Regions from separate parts of the Homo sapiens genome. Here region 2 is linked to region 1. A link is a loop called in an ENCODE intact Hi-C map of the cell type or tissue named here. Cell type or tissue: chondrocyte. All regions are shown on one strand. Links, peaks and the distances in the headings refer to the core of each region. The heading gives the core; the rest is flanking DNA.

Region 1 (8,203 bases), core at 2,278-6,277:
TAAAGGAAAACATACATTTTTAATTATTTATGATGAGCCATAAATTGCTTCTTGTGATTAATAAAAGTTATTCAATTTAAAATGAAAATATTGGCTGAGTGCAGTGCCTCATGCCTGTAATCCTAGCACTTTGGGAGGCTGAGGTGGGAGGATAGCTTGAGCTCAGGAGTTAGAAAGCAGCCTGGGCAACATGATGAAATCCTGTCTCTAAAATACAAAAATAATTAGCTGGGTGTGGTGGGGCACATCTGTAGTCCCAACTACCAGAGAGGGTGAGGTGGGAGGATTACCTGAGCCTAGAGAGTTTGAGGCTGCAGTGAACTATGATTGTGCCACTGCACTCCAGCTGAGGAACAGGGTGAGATCCTGCCTCAAAAAAATAAATACATAAATAAAATGAAATTATTATACTCTAAGCTCTCTGTAGTGAATGTAATACTGTATAATAAAACATGCCTGATAACATGTGAGTTCATCCTTTCTTCTCCAGTCTTATCTTCCACTATTTCGTTAGACTCATTTTTATTCCAGCCATAGCAAAGTATTGGAAACTCCCAAAATGTGTGGTCTTTTTACATGGTAGTATGCTTTTACATGCATTGTCATCTCCTGGAATGCCAGTACTTGTCTGCCACATACTCTTGGTTCCAAGGAAATCTACCCAGTCCATAGTCCTTTTAGCTTTGCACTGACCTAACTCTCATTCCTATCCTTTCCTCCTATAGCATTTTAGGCTAGGAATGATGCATGCATCAATTAATACAGCAAGCCCTCTGTAAGATAAATAGTATTGTTATCCTTTAATTACATTTGAGGAAACCAAGGCACTAAAACACTGCATAGAACTGGTAAATAATGGAGTCAAGATACACAGCCAGGCAGATGGATTTTCAAACCCATATTCTTAATCACTGTAATATATTGTAATATATTGTCTTTTATGTAAAGGATCTTACTGAATGAATAGATAAGTGATTATTAAGAATCATAACCAATGGGTAAAAACAAGAGTTAAAATTAAAAAGAAACTAAAACTGATATCAGTTTACTTAAAAACAAGACAGAAAAGCCAACTGTCACATTTCATGAGTGTGATGTCGATTGGCCAGAGGCTTTAGAAAAATGTGAGGATGTTTTTGCAGAACAAGATAACGTGTTTCTGAGAGAAATTTTTCATCTATTAGAACCATAGCATTTAATAAACACACACACACATGCACACACGCACGCACACATGCACACACCCCTTTCCAGTGTGACCTGTTAATTCAATATATACATTTAATATTTATTTTTTTCCTTTTGTCAAGAGTTAAACTTGTTAAACTTGCGGTAAACTACATGCACTTATTTTTCCTTTCACAAAATATCGCTAATGTTTGTCCTTTGACATTTCAGGAGTGAAACCTTCTGACAGTGCTGCTGAAACACTGCCTACTTTGGTTTGAAATTCACCTGGGTTTAGTGACGTATGACACGCAGGTATTGGAAAACTGTCAGTATGAAGTTTCTTTTGCCTGATTAGCACTGGCTTCCAAAGCAAACACTTCAATTAGGTTAGATTTTAATAAGATGCCAGGGAATGCAAATAAATGAGAGATGATGGGTTCATGCAAAAACAAACGAACAAAAAGAAACGTTTAAAAGCGATATGTAGCCTCTGTAGAAGCAGAATTCTGTCCAAAAGTTAATAAGCTTTAGACCTTAAATAACAGAATAGACAGCATGTTCCATATCCAAGGAAACCTTGCCCTATTCTTGTTTAACAACTATATTAAATCCAAATTTAATCTCATTTAAAAAATCATTATTCATCTTAATTTGTTGGCTTCTCCCTAGCTGGAGCTAAATGTTCCTATTTTTATCTGAACTCTGCCAATTACCTGATAAATCTTTCACTGTCATTTAGAATATGTTATTCAATACCAGGAACTTCCTTTATTCTTTAGATTAAACTGCCATTTTGGATTCTTCATATTGTATATTTTGAGATAAATTGCAAATAAGTAGTCACAGAAAAAATTATTTTATCTTAAAATTAAATGCTTTTTTTCATTATCTTCATCAAATACTTAACATCAGGTGTTTAGAATCATGCTTCTATACCCTTAACTTGTTTAAACTCTTCAACATTTACAGTCTATTCAATGTGTTCATTTCATATAAGATATGCAGAAATGAGAGAGACCCATGGAGATTTGTCTCTCAACATTCAAGGCCCTTTATATACTAAGGTCTCCAATTAATCCCTGATCATTTAGGCTAATTCACTCCTGTTTAAAAGATATACCAGTACTGGTTGCCTACAATATACTCACACACATATTCATACTCTAGTACATTCACACTTCTTTCTCCATAACTTCATGGGTTTGCGTAGACCATAGCGACAGGTGATGATCCAAAGGACTCCCATTCTCTTTTGGAAGACTTGATTTCTAATGTGTATTGACACCTGATGGGTTTTCCTAAAGCCCTTCTCCAACTTGAGCTCATATCAATACCCCCTGACTGAGGTCTTACCATTTGGTGGCTCACCCCAACCCAGCAAACCTTGCACCTAGAACCCAAGAGCAAAAAAGAATATCAGTAATCTTGAATGGGATTTTTAATGCTGGGATTTACTTCTGAAACAATTCTTTAGATCTGAACTATTAATATTATTGCTTATGCCTCTACTGAACTCCAGACCAAGCTCTTGTAAGCTTCAGTCTGTCACAACTCTGCCCACTACATTTCTTTCCTGGCTTCGATCTACTGGACTGTTCCTAAACCTTGCCTTAGTCCATATCATTATACCCATCTTCACAGTGAGATCTGTGGCCCTGGTTCTATGATCTGTACATGAATAAGACACTGGACTGCACATACTACAGAAGTGACAAGGTGGGAGAGTCGCTTTTTTCTGTTCACAACAGAACGAAGATTTCCAATACGTGAGTTCACATTAGTGTATCTTTTGTGTCCAAATTAAAACTTGACCAGGAAGTGCCCTGCCTCTTGAATAACAACACGCGTACATATGCCTATACTGAGCTCCAACTCTGTGCTGTGTACTGCATGAGGGACTTGGCCTATAGATTTATAGTTGATCCTAGTTATGACCATTATCATCCTTATTTATGAGTCCTTTGCACTGTAGTAGATGTTTCATACACTTAATTTTAATTCATACCCAGTACAAAGTCATAGTAAGGCATTACTGTCCATATTGTAGAGATAAGAAAACAGGTTCTGAAGTGTTAAAAATTAGTAGTAGCAGAACAGGAATTTCAACTGACAACATTAATGCTCTGACATTCTAGGAAAAATTACAAACGTAAAGAAACAAAAAATAGAAATTTAAATAGCAATACATATCTCTACGTTGTTTATAGGTAAAAAGATTTATTGCCCTGTTGGACACACAAGTAAACAATAGCATCCCAAATCTGAAAGTAATGGAATAACGAGCCTGATTCTCACTACATGCAATGTATCAGCCTTTTAAACACACTGTCCGCTCACTTTAGGCTCAAAATGTCCTGTTCTCTTTCTTTCTCTCCTTCTCTTTCTCTTTCTTCATAGACAAGCATGGGCATGTGCAGAAATTGTGACAAAATCAGGCACAGTATATAAGCAATACTTACCATGCTGTGGCTCGTATCATTATTGGCCAATTGTTTTTTTCATTATTTCAGACAAGTGAGTCTTTACCTGAGCTCTTAGTGAGAGCTGCTTTGCAACAAAAAATTGCAATAGTCTGTTGAATTGCTATTGAGATGCACTAGATTGTGGCTAAATCTACTGTCTTTGAGACTGTGGATAATGGAGTTTCCCTATGCTCGTAAGGTTAATATTATTTACAGTAAGATGATTTCCCTAGAGATGCTATTTTACTGTGGAATACCCTAGATTCATAGTACACTTTCAGCTAAGGTTCTGGACTTGTTATACCAATGCCATCTAATAAATTCATGTATCAAAACACAGATTCAGAAATTAATGGAAGCATGAACCTGAAGATTCCATTTCTAAAACCAACTTATCTTTTACTGTGGTGCAGAAAAAAAATATTACTCCAAGTGAGAGCTTAGTTCAATTTACTACTCAAATATTAAATTTTAAAGATTATTGGCACTTTAAAATGAACTCTTTTTGAAGTAATTTTTTTTAAAGAAAGAACAGATTGCTAAGAAAAACTAGTAAATTAGGAAAATGTAAGTAAAATTGCCATTTCTTATTTGAGGGAAAAAAAATGGCAGGGAGCTAATCCACTTCTTTCCTTGTGAGTGAAGGAAAACATCTTCCATGATTTGCAATTACATTGATTCAGGGTTTGCATCTCCCAAAGGACACTAATTGTACTTTTTCTTTAGTTCTGCTCTTGGGACAATAGGACAGATGAGATCTCAGAGCAAGAACTGGGAAAGAAAGATGCTGATTTGTGGCTGGGCCTTCTTTCCTGACAGTTGTAATTTCCTTTATTTTCACTTAACATCATTTTCTTCCTACTTTTTCTTTTATTCTGATATGTAGTTTTGTGGACTGAATGCTTGTGTATCCCCAACCCCCAACTAATATGTTGAAGCTCTCACCCATAGTGTGATGATATTTGGGGACAGAACTTTTAGGAGGTGATCAAGGTTAAATAAGGTCATAAGCAGGGGGAAAAGTGTATCCTAATCCAGCAGGACTTTTGGATTTATAAGAAGAGGAAGAGAGAAAGATCTCTTTATTCTTCATGTGCATCTACTGATCTCTTTATTCTTCATGTTCACAAAAGGCCATGTGAGGACACAGTGAGAAGATGGACATCTGCAAGCCGGGAAGAGAGGCCTCACCAGAAACAGAGTATGCTGGCACCAGAATCTTGGACTTGGCCGGTCTCCAAAACAGTGAGAAATAAATTCCTGTTGTTTAAGCCACCCAGTCTGTGGTAATTTGTTGTACTGTCCCGAGCAGACTAAGACATGTGGTTTGTATATTTAGTGTTTGAGGGGCACACTGGATAATGCCGAAGAATATGGGCTTTAGAAATAACTTGGATGTATATCCTGGTTTTGCCAGTTGGTAAGTTTGTGACCGTGGGCAAGTAATGTAATATTATCTTTGTCTAAATGTTCTCATCTGTAAAATAGATCAAAAGCAGCTACTTCATGGCATTGTTTTAAGAAAAAAGTAAGTTAATACAGCGGCCTAAACCTGAGACATGAACATTTTTAAAGTTGTGGACTGTTTGAAGGAAATCCATTTTCTGAACCTGAACTCCGCGTGTACTGTGCCTGAGAACTTGAGGCTGGAGGAGGGGTCATGCCAGAGTGTCATGCCTGTTTTCCTCTCTCTTTTCACAGCCTTTCTTTTCCACACTCCAATATAAGGCACACCTCTTACTCATCCAGAATCTTACTGTGCTGTTTTCACTAAATGCATAAATGTTCCTGTGCCAAACAAAGCAACTATATGAAATGGTGTTGTTAGTGTTGAAATAACGAATGATGGTAATAATTAAAAATATTTCTGCAAGTTTGGCGATTTCCAATATTTTGCTTTCAACAAAATTGAAGGAGGACCTAATTGAATTTTCAGGTGAAAGTATTAAGAATAATTAGGGATGGTTAGAGCCAAGAAATCTTTTATTCCTATCTACTTCTGTATGTGAACACAATTCTTAGCTTGTCATGTCCGTGTCACAATTTTTAAAAATTATTTTTGAATTTATGTATATATATTTTTAACTTAGGATGGTGGGTCTCAAATTCCTTTATGACCTAGCATCAGAAGGCAGAATGCATCACTTTGGCTGTAGTCACAAGCCAGCCCAGATTCAAGGGGAAGACACACAGATGCCACCTTTTGATGGGGAGCTATCAATGTCACATCATGAGAGGACATGACCGGCAGGTTATATTATTGCAGCCATCTTTGAAAAATACAAATTACCACATATTAAGTGGGGGAAAATTCTGCAACTTCAAAACTGCAAGGAATTTTTTGTTTCTATAAGTGGAGAAACTTGAATTTACCTTTGAGATCAGTTATATTCTTTGTTTTAGGGGAGAAATATAAACATTTTAATAGGGCTGTTCCTAAGGTAAGCTAATATCCCATTCTGGAACAGAAATATATCATAATAAAAAGTGGAATTATTCCACATTATAAATAAACTTTTTTCTTACTTAGCAATGAAGTCACCTCTCTGAAATTTGTTTTCTTTCAGAATAATAAAAAAACTCCCCATTTTATCTCCTTCTAGAGTCCTTGGGGAGTCCTGGTTCTGCATCCTAGTCCAGACAATTATGCTGAAGGATACTCCTGTGTGTGGAGAAGTTAAATCTAATGTGGCAAGAGTTTGGAGACTAGGGGCGGAGATATCCTCAAGGAGTTCCATTGGAATGCTTTGACCCAGAGGGTGCTGGGAGTATGTAATGTCTGGTTTTGAGTTTTTCTCTTCTTTTTGATATGGTAATTCTATATTATAATATCACAAAGGTTTAAGTAAAATTTAGCTTTATGTTACATTACATTTTGGGGTTCCTTGTTCTTTGTGGAATTAAGGAAGAGGCTTGTATTAGGATGACCAACTTCTCCTGGTTTGCCTGGGATTTCCCACTTTTGAACTGAAAAATATAATATTTCAGGAAATCGCTCAGACCTGGACAAATCAAAATGGTAGGCTACTTTGGCTGGAGTGTACACTTAGGATTAATTTGTTGGGAGAGAAGGGTAACAACCTGGACACGGCTAGTTTCAGGTCAGTTAGTGGCAAGCTTCAGAAGATGTGTACTGTGTCTTTCTTACTGGAATTTGCAGCTCAGATATTAAGCAAATGTTAAGAAAAATTATCAAAACCTTGGAAACAGGCAAATAAGATTATCGGATATTCTTTCAGTTTTGTGCTGGGTACTGTCCAGCAGAGGCTACATGGCATTATCTGATTCTCTAGGGGTTAGTACTTTTCTTTGACTTTCTATTTAGAAATGAACAGAATTTTTTTTGTCTCTGTAAAGGTAGACACTAACGTATGAAAACTGATACAAATGACTCTTTTCTGATAGTAATAGAAATGAATTTTATTCAAGAGATGCAAGTGATTTCCTGTAAAAAGAGATGACTCCTGAAAGTTACAGTTTTAATGCCTGATAAGATATTAACCAATTAATATTAGCATTAGCCAATTTAAATTAGAATTCTTACTCAACTCTTCTGTCTTTAAGCCACTATAAATACTTTGCTTTCCCCAATTACTTTGGAACCAGCCTCATGATCTTGCTGATACCCTCATTAATGTGATAAATAAATATTTGACCCTACTGATTTTTTGTATGGGTGGTGATTGTATCATTTTAAAAAATCATAGGTTCACATTAGGGATTTATAAAATACGTTAATATCCTTCAGAAACATCCAAGAAATTCATGGAGAAAGTGAAACTGGTAAAGCTCTGGGTTTCCTCCATCCAAGCAGGATGCAGACTTGGATTACTTGTATTGCAGACTAGTGATGTACATAGCCTTTATATAATGGGCCACTACATGGTAGGGAGTGGGGAGGGCATATTAGATTTAAACTTTGTAGTAAAAGAAGCATCTAAATCAATGATCTCCGCACAGTGGAGGATGTTTTTTAGATCGTTTCCGATAAAAAGTTGTAGTCCTAAGAAACATGGCTAGAAAACTCTTCCAGTGCAATGAGAGAACACTTTACAGATACCTAGAAGAAGATGACTTTCATAATATCTAGTTTTTTAAAGGTTTGAGACAGGTATGTTTATAGGGCTAGAGGTATTGAAATACACTTGATAATGCCTTGGTTCTTAAAATGTGAGTTTATAAAAAATTATAGGTAAAGAACATGGAAATTCTAAACTCTTGGTCAAACTGTATATAAATGACTTTTTTAGATGACAAAAAATGTATAACAGCAATTTTATACCATTCACTTGTGTACATTTGTCTTAAGACTTCTATTATTTAAATAAGAAGGAATTGGAATTCATTATCAGAACCATATTATTTATGTTTGAAGTTTGTTGAATATATAGAATTATCTATACTTGGATGACATTTTTGCAATAGCTAATAAATATTGGTATATTTTCCTCCTTTTCTTATTCCTTTCTTTTTCCCATAAAAGGAAAAAGCTTGCTGTTTGCTCATTACCACAGAGGAAAGTTATGAAGAGGTTAATTCGCTGACACAATAAATTGAGTTTTCCTAGCTTT
Region 2 (8,203 bases), core at 2,872-6,871, 570 kb after region 1:
TTTTAGCAGTGAAAGTAAACTCAAGTTTACTTAAATGTTCATGATAACTTAAATGTTCATGATAACTTAAAATGTTCATGATAAATTTGACATCTAAAAAAACTAGTCTTTAATGTGAACAGAGTAATTTTTATTCTTTTATATAAGGTATCTATTTATATCTTTTTTATACTTTTTAATTTGTTTTTCTTATACATGTCATCCTGATAGAAAATGCCTCTCTCTATGAAGAAAAAGTAAAATGAATTCCATTTCTCTGTTAATCATTTTGCTGTGACAATATTTTTTAGCCATGAATTGGATAATCAATTTGTGGCTTGGGTGCAATACGCTAGGTTTGGATTCAAGGTTGTTCTGCGTATCTCTGATTCTAAAACAGAGGTAAAATAAATAGCAGTCATTGGGGGTATGCTCTTTTTGTAGCAGATAGCAGAAGGCAAGAGGGCAAATAGAAGTATGTAGCACCTTTCAAAGTCCCTGCCTGGTGTGGCACCATTTCATGTGGGTGAGAGTTTCCTTGGTTAAAGCAAGTCGTGTGACCAAGATCAAAGTTAATGGGGTATAGATGTATAGTCTACTCTCCTGAGAGTTCCTACAGAATTCTTGATATATAATTATAATATTTATATTCCATTAGATAATCACATGTATTTTTTGTTTATATCTTGACAATAAATTAACCCTATAAGTGAATATTTTATTTAAAAATGTTAGAGAATGGTGTGTTCCTTTTCTTTATTATATGAACATTCAAAATCATTATTTAAAAGTGCTCATTTGCAAATTAAGTCAAATTAACTGCATTCATAAAGCTACATTTATGTACAATAATTCTGACCATTATGAATGTTAAGATTGAGTTATAGTTATACAAATACCATTTCAATTTACTTTTATGTGTTACTTAAATTATAACTTCTTATAGTCATAGTAAAGTTATTTAGAATATATTATCTTTTAAAAATGTAATCATGTTATACAGAGTATATATGGGCATTTGTATACATTGAAGTATTGTCTTAACTAAAATTTAATAATGTCTCTAATAACAAGTAAGTAACTACTATTAATAATATTTCCCAGGCCAGGTGTGGTGACTCATGCCTGTAATCCCAGCACTTTGGGAGGCTGAGGCAGGTGAATTATTTGAGGTCAGGAGTTCGAGACTAGCCTGGCCAACATGGTGAAACCCCGTCTCTACTAAATACAAAAAAAATTAGCTGGGCATGGTGGAGCATGCCTGTAAGCCCAGCTACTTGGGAGGCTGAGGCAGGAGAATCACTAGAATCTGGGAGTGGAGGTTGCAGTGAGCTGAGATTGCACTACTGCACTCCAGCCTGGGCAACAGAGCAAAACTCCATCTCAAAAAATAAAAATAAATTATAAATAATATTTTCCAAGAGAGTAATGAGTGCTTGAGTTTCATGATGCTTGTATGCATTTTATGCATGATGTAATATAAAATAAGACAAGACTATGTGCACCATTTATTTAGTATATACCTTGTACCAGATTCAGTGGTCACTACCTTACTTGGATTATTTCTCTATAATTTCCCAAGAGCTCCATGAATCTGCAACTATTATTGTCCTCCTTTTACAAATGAACAAATTTTATTTAGAGATTGATTGGCTCAAATTTATGCAATTAATAAGGGCTAAACAGATGTATTATGAGACAACAGAATGTCAAATGTAATCATTATTTTGTGATCACATCTTCCATCACAATTAAATTCTAAAAAAACCTAGGAAACCTAGCAATAAATTATGTGGAATGGATAACTCATGGTGATTAACTGTACCAGTAAGACTTTTTTCATATTATAGGAGCATTTTTTAAGACAATAGGTTACCTGAGGGGAATTTAAACATGTTGTACTTTATAAAAAAATCAGTTGGCAGGTTTCAAGTGCACATTTATTGGGTTATTTTAGATAAACATGATTCATGAAGGAGCCGTGAAGATGGTCTGAATTGCAGCAAGCAGACTGTACTGGATTGGAGAATTAATATTGTTAAAATGTCTATACTACCAAAAAAGATCTACAGATTAAATGCCATCTCTATCAAAATTCCAATGACTTTTTTTACAGAAATAGAAAAACCTATTCTAAAATTGGTATGGAACCACAAAAATCCCCAAATAGCCAATACAATCTTGACAAAAAAAGAGCAAGTTTGGAGACACACTTCTTGATTTCAAATTATGCTATAAGACTATAGTAACCAAAGAAGTATGGTCCTGGCATGAAAACAGACACATAGACTGATGGGGCAGAATAGAGAGCCCAGAAATAACCCATGCATATAAGGTCAACTAATTTTGACATGGACGCCAAGAATATACAATGAGAAAAGGGTAGCCTCTTCAATAAATTGTGTTGGAAATACTGGATATCTACATGCAAAAGAATGCAATAGGACTCATCTTACACCACACACAAAGATCAACCCAAAGTGGATTAAATACTTAAGGATAGAAACTGTAAACCTCCTATAAGAAAAAATAGGGAAGACTCTTCTTAACATTGGTTTTGGCACTGATTTTTTTGAACATGACACCAAACGCACAGGTAACAAAAGCAAAAATAAGTAAGTGGCACTACATCAAACTTAAAAGCTTCTGCACACCAAAGGAAACAATCAATAAAATGAAACAAATCAAACTTAAACAAATCAACAATAAAAGACAAATTACCCCATTAAAAAGTGAGCAAGGAGCATGAACAGACAATTCTTAAAAGAAGACATACATGTGGCCAAAAAAAGATGAAAAAATGCTTGACATCTCTAATCATTAGAGAGATAAACATCAAAACCACAATAAGATAACGTCTCACACCAGTCAGAATGGCTATTATTAAAAATATAACCATCAAAAAATAACATCATCAAAAAATAACATACATAGGCGAGGTTGCAGGGAAAAGGGAATATACACTTTATACACTGTTGATAGGAATGTAAACTATTTCAGCCTCTGTGTGAAGCCATTTGGAGATGCTATAAAGCAGTGGTCCCTAACCTTTTTGGCACAATTTTTCCATGAACAGGGCAGAGTTGCGGAGATAGTTTTGGGATGAAACTGTTCCACCTCAGATCATCAGGCATTAGTTAGACTGTCATAAAGAACATAACCTAGATACTTTGCATGTGTAGCTCACAGTAGAGTTCACAGTCCTATGAGAATCTAAGGCTGCCCCTGATCTGACAGGAGGCGGAGCTCAGGGGTAATGCTTGCTGGTTACTCACCTCCTGCTCTGTGGCAGGGTCCCTAACAGGCCACAAATCTGTACTGGTCTATGGCCCAGGGGTTGGGGACCCCTGCTATAAAAGAATACCTGAGACTAGGCAATTTGTAAAGAAAAGAGTTTTATTTTGGCTCATGGTTCTGTAGACTGTAAAGGAAGCTTGGTGCTGGCATCTGCCTCAGGGAGCTTACAATCATAGCATAAGGGGAAGGGGAAATGAGTCAGCATGTTACATGGCAAAGGAGGAAGCAAGATTGATGGGGAAGTGTTACACTCTTTTAAACAACCAGATCTCCTTTGAACTCAGCAAGAACTCACTCATTACCTCCAGGAGGGCTCCAAGCTGTTCCTGAGGGATCCAACCTCATTACCCAAATATCTCTCAGTAGGCCCCACCTCCAAAATTGAGGATCACGTTTCAACATGAGATTTGGAGAGGATACATATCCAAACTATATCAGAAGATTTCTCGAAGAGCTAAAAATAGAATTATCATTTGACTGAACAACCCTATTACTGATTACATACCCCAAAGGAAATAAATTTTCCATAAAAAAGATACCTTTACTTATATGTTTATCTCAGTACTATTCATAATAGTAAAGACATGGAATTAACCCAAGTGTACATCAATGGTCAACTGGATAAAGAAAATGTGGTTATGTGTTTAAGATAAGTAACTAGATGCAACTGGGAAGCGCCACTCTCACAGAGAGAAACCAGGATTTTGGCCATACCAACATAATTTGTACAGACCTTTGGGGAGAAAATGCCAAATGTGGATGGTGAAGACACAGTCACTGATGCTGATGAGAGAGGAGACTAGGAACCCTATGTGGTTATCTAAATGCTACGTCTGGTTCACTGCTCCAAAAGATGCCTGGGTATGGATGAGTGAAGGGACTGGGGGACTGTTCACTCTTGCTGCAAACCTTTGGAATCCTAGCTGCAGTGACCCCACAGCCCATGAATGTGTGAGCCGGCAGGGGATTCTCCCTGGAGATTAGATGGAGATGGAGCTGCAGCAAGCACAAAGCTGGGGACCTTTGAGTGGATCAGCTCTGGCAAAGCTCAGCTGTAAGCACCCATCCCCTAGGGCTGCCCATCTACCTTTGAGAGGCTGTGGCCCCAGCTTATGGCTATGGGGAAAGCCAGGCCAGTTTCTCCCTGGGACTGGGACTTATCTTTCCTGCAGGCCCACCTATCCGCCAGCCTCTCCTAGGGCCACTGCCTGGCTACTCCATACAAGTGTGTATATAATGCAGCCTCTGCTTCCCAGCTCAGTTGCTTTGCTCCACCTACATACTTTCCAGCAACGTAGATGTCCTTTAGATGTCAGGCTGCACCCAAAACCCAACTCCAAGCGACCGGAGGAGGGAGCTGTGAGAGGGTCCTAGTACCTTAGAGCTATGGCCTGTGGCTCAGAAGTACTGAGCTGCGAGCTGTGCTCTGCATTTGAAAGGGGCAGGAGTCACACTCTCAGAAAACTGGAAGAGCTGGGTTGCACAGTTTGATGGGCTGATGTGGGACCTGGCTGTGCCTCCTTCCACTCGGTTGGGGTGTGGCCTGATTCTCTAAGGGACTTCTCCCCAAGGGAGCCCTGTGGCCTGAAAGACCTAACAGCAACAGGAAAGAAAATCATGAGAAGATTGCTGGTGATCAGGGGTAGCTCCCCGGGGGCCTTTGAGCAGATCTGGTGAGGGTGTCACCTCTATCCCCATCGCACTGCAGAACACAACTGCAAATGTGAAGATATACAAAGGAACTGTGTGGCTAGGAACTGCCTATGGCTCTCAAGTGCCATCTATTGGATCGCAGCCCAAACTACATCAAAAATTCTCTCTCATTGGAAACAGCAAGAACGCTACAACAAAGAATCTGTACAAAGCATTAGTCTTCTGAAATTCCAAAAATGAAGGCAATAGGCAATTCTCAGTTTACACCACAACTAAGGAAATACCAGCCCTGCCAGGTGGGAAAGGATCAGTGAAATAACTCTGGCAATTCAAAAAGCCAGAGTGTTCCCTTACCTCCAAATGAGCCCACTAGCTCCCCAGTGATGGTTCTTAACTTGTCTGAATTGTCTGAAATAACAGACATGGAACTCTGAATCTGGATGGCAAGGAAGCTCATTGAAATCAAGAAGAAACTTGAAACAATCTAACATAGTGAAACAATACAGTAAAACTATTCAAGAGCTGAAAGATGAAACTCCCATTTTAAGAAAAATCCAAACTGAGCTTCTTGAGCTGAAAAATTCAGTATGATAATTTCATAATACATTTGAAAGTATTAACTGCAGCATAGCCAAGCTGAGGAAAGAGTCTTCAGGCTAATGCTTCAAATCAACTAAATCAGACAAAAATAGAGACAGAAGAATTAAGAAAAATGAGCAAAACCTCTGAGAAATACAGGATCATGTAAAGAGACAAACCTGTGACTCAGTGGCATTCCTGAGAGAGAAGAAGGGAGAATAAGCAACTTGAGCATTATATTTGAGGATATATTCCACAGCAATTTCCTTAATCTTGCTAGAGAGGTTGACATGAAAATCTAAGAAATACAGAGAACTCCAGCCAGATACTATACAAGGCAACCATCCCCAAGACACATAGTCATCAGATTCACTAAGGCCAGTGAAAAAGAAAATATCTTAAAAGTAGCTAGAGAGGAAGGTTCAGGTAACCTAAAGAAGGAACCCCATCAGGCTAGCAGAAGACCTCTCAGCAGAAACTTTTATCAGCCAGAAGACATTGAGGGCCTATTTTCGGTGTCCTTTAAGAAAAGAAAACCCAACCAAGAATTTAATATTCTGCCTTACTAAGTTTCATAAGTGAGGGAGAAATAAAATCCTTTTCAGACAGGCAAATATTGCGGGAATATGTTTCAACTAGACCAGTCTTACAAGAAGTTTTTAAGGGACTGTTAAATATGGATTCTAAAGAAGGACACTTGCTATCACAAAAGCACATCTAAGCATACGGCCCACAGGCACTATAAAATGCAACTACGCATCAAGTCTACATAACAACCAGCTAGCAACACTATGACAGGATAAAAATCACACATATCAATGCTAACCTTGAGTATAAATAGTCTAAATGTCTAACTTAAAAGACACAGTGTCAGACTGGATACAAAGACAAGACGCAAACATCTGTTGTCTCTAAGAGACCCACCTCGCATATAATGATATCCAAGGGCTAAATAAAAGAGTGGACTAATATGTAGCATGCAAATGGAAAACCAAAAAGAGCAGGAGTCTATTCCTGTATCAGATAAAACAAACTTTAAACCAATCAAAATTAAGAAGGACAATGAAGGGCATTACATAACGATAAAGGGTACAATCCAACAAGAAGCCTTAACTATTCTAAATATATACACCCCCAACATTGGAGCACCCAGATTCATAAAATGGGTTCCTGGCCAACAAAAAGACTTAGACAATCACAGAATAATAGTGGGAGACATTAACACCCCACTGACAGTGTTAGACAGATCTCGGAGGCAAAAAACTCACAAAGAAACTCTGGACTTCAACTTGACACTTGACCAACTGTACCTAATGACACCTACAGAATACTTTACCCTACAACTACAGAATATACATTCCTCTCATCTGCACATGGAACATATTCTAAGATCAACCACATGCTTGGTGGTGAAGCAAGCCTTGATAAATCCAAAAAAATTAAAATCATACCAAACCAAACACACTCTTGGACCACAGTGCAATAAAAAATAGAAATCAATACCAAGAGTATCTCTCAAAATGATACAAATACATGGAAATTAAACAACTTACTCCTGAATAACTCCTGGGTAAACATAATTAAGGCAAACATTTTTTAAAACTTGAAATTAATGTAAATAGGTACACAACTTACCAAAATCTCTGGGATGCAGCAAAAGCAGTGTTACAAGGAAAGTTTATAGCTCGTAACTCCTTCATCAAGAAATTAGAAAGTCTCAAGTTAACAATCTATTGTTACACCTAAAGGAACTGGAATAAAAAATAACAAACCAAACCCAAAACTAGCAGAAGAAAATAGATAACTAAAATTAGAGAATAACTTGTTGAAATTGAAATGCAAATTCCATACAAAAGATCAATGAAATGCAGATGGTTTTTTTGAAAAAAATAAATAAGACTGATGGGCCCCTAGCTAAACTAACCAAAATAAAACAGAAAGAGAAGATCGAAATAAGGACAATCAGAAATGACAAAGGTGATATTACAACATACAAAAGATATCAGAGACTACTATGAACAACTGTATGCACACAAATTAGAAAATCTAGAGGAAATGGACAAATTCCTGGAAGTACACTATCTTCCAAGATTAAATGAGGTACAGATTGAAACCCTGAATAGACCAATATCAACTTCTGAAATTGAAACAGTAATAAGGAGCACCCCCTCAAAAAAAAAAGCCCCGACCAGATAAATTCACAGCCAAATTCTACCAGACACACAAAGAAATGCCAATATACCAACAATATTAAAACTATTCCAAAAAATTGAGGAGGAGGGGCTCCTCCCTAACACATTCTATGAAGCCACCATCAGCCTGATATCAAAATCTGACAAAGACACAACGAAAAAAGGAAACTTCAGACCAATATCCCTCACAAACATACACATAAAGGTCCTCAACAAAATACTAGCAAATTGAATCCAGCAGCACATAAAAAAACTTAATACATGTCTTTTTTGGGAACATGAATGGAGCTAGAGGCTATTATCCTTAGCAAACTAACGTAGAGACAGAAAATCAAATACAACATGTTCTCATTTATAAGTGAGAGCTAAATGATGAAAAGAAAAGATAATTATTGGGTACTGGGCCTAATACGTGGGTGATGAAATAATCTGCACAACAAATCCCTGTGACACGAGTTCACCTATGATGTTAAAAACCTTCACATGTACTTCTGAACCTAAAA

Evidence for each region. Peaks named below come from ENCODE experiments on the same cell type or tissue, not always from the same donor. Only the 100,000 strongest peaks of a DNase experiment are listed, where the experiment ranks them.
Region 2: it touches region 1 in a loop (5-fold over the local background); 2 of 110 quality-filtered maps call a loop at or near these places.

The regions. Positions count from the first base shown.
Region 1 is chr5:102,508,524-102,516,726 of GRCh38, reverse strand. LOC124901036 (a long non-coding RNA gene) reads left to right here and starts at 4,766. Exons shown (of 2, transcript XR_007058893.1): 1 at 4,766-4,877; 2 at 6,236-7,296. In chondrocyte, for the core only: no CTCF peak of the experiment used is centred there; no DNase peak of the experiment used is centred there.
Region 2 is chr5:101,939,264-101,947,466 of GRCh38, reverse strand. No RefSeq gene overlaps it. Among named protein-coding and RNA genes, the nearest start is that of SLCO4C1, 350 kb to the left of the region's middle. In chondrocyte, for the core only: a CTCF peak has its summit at 5,059 (motif pointing left); no DNase peak of the experiment used is centred there.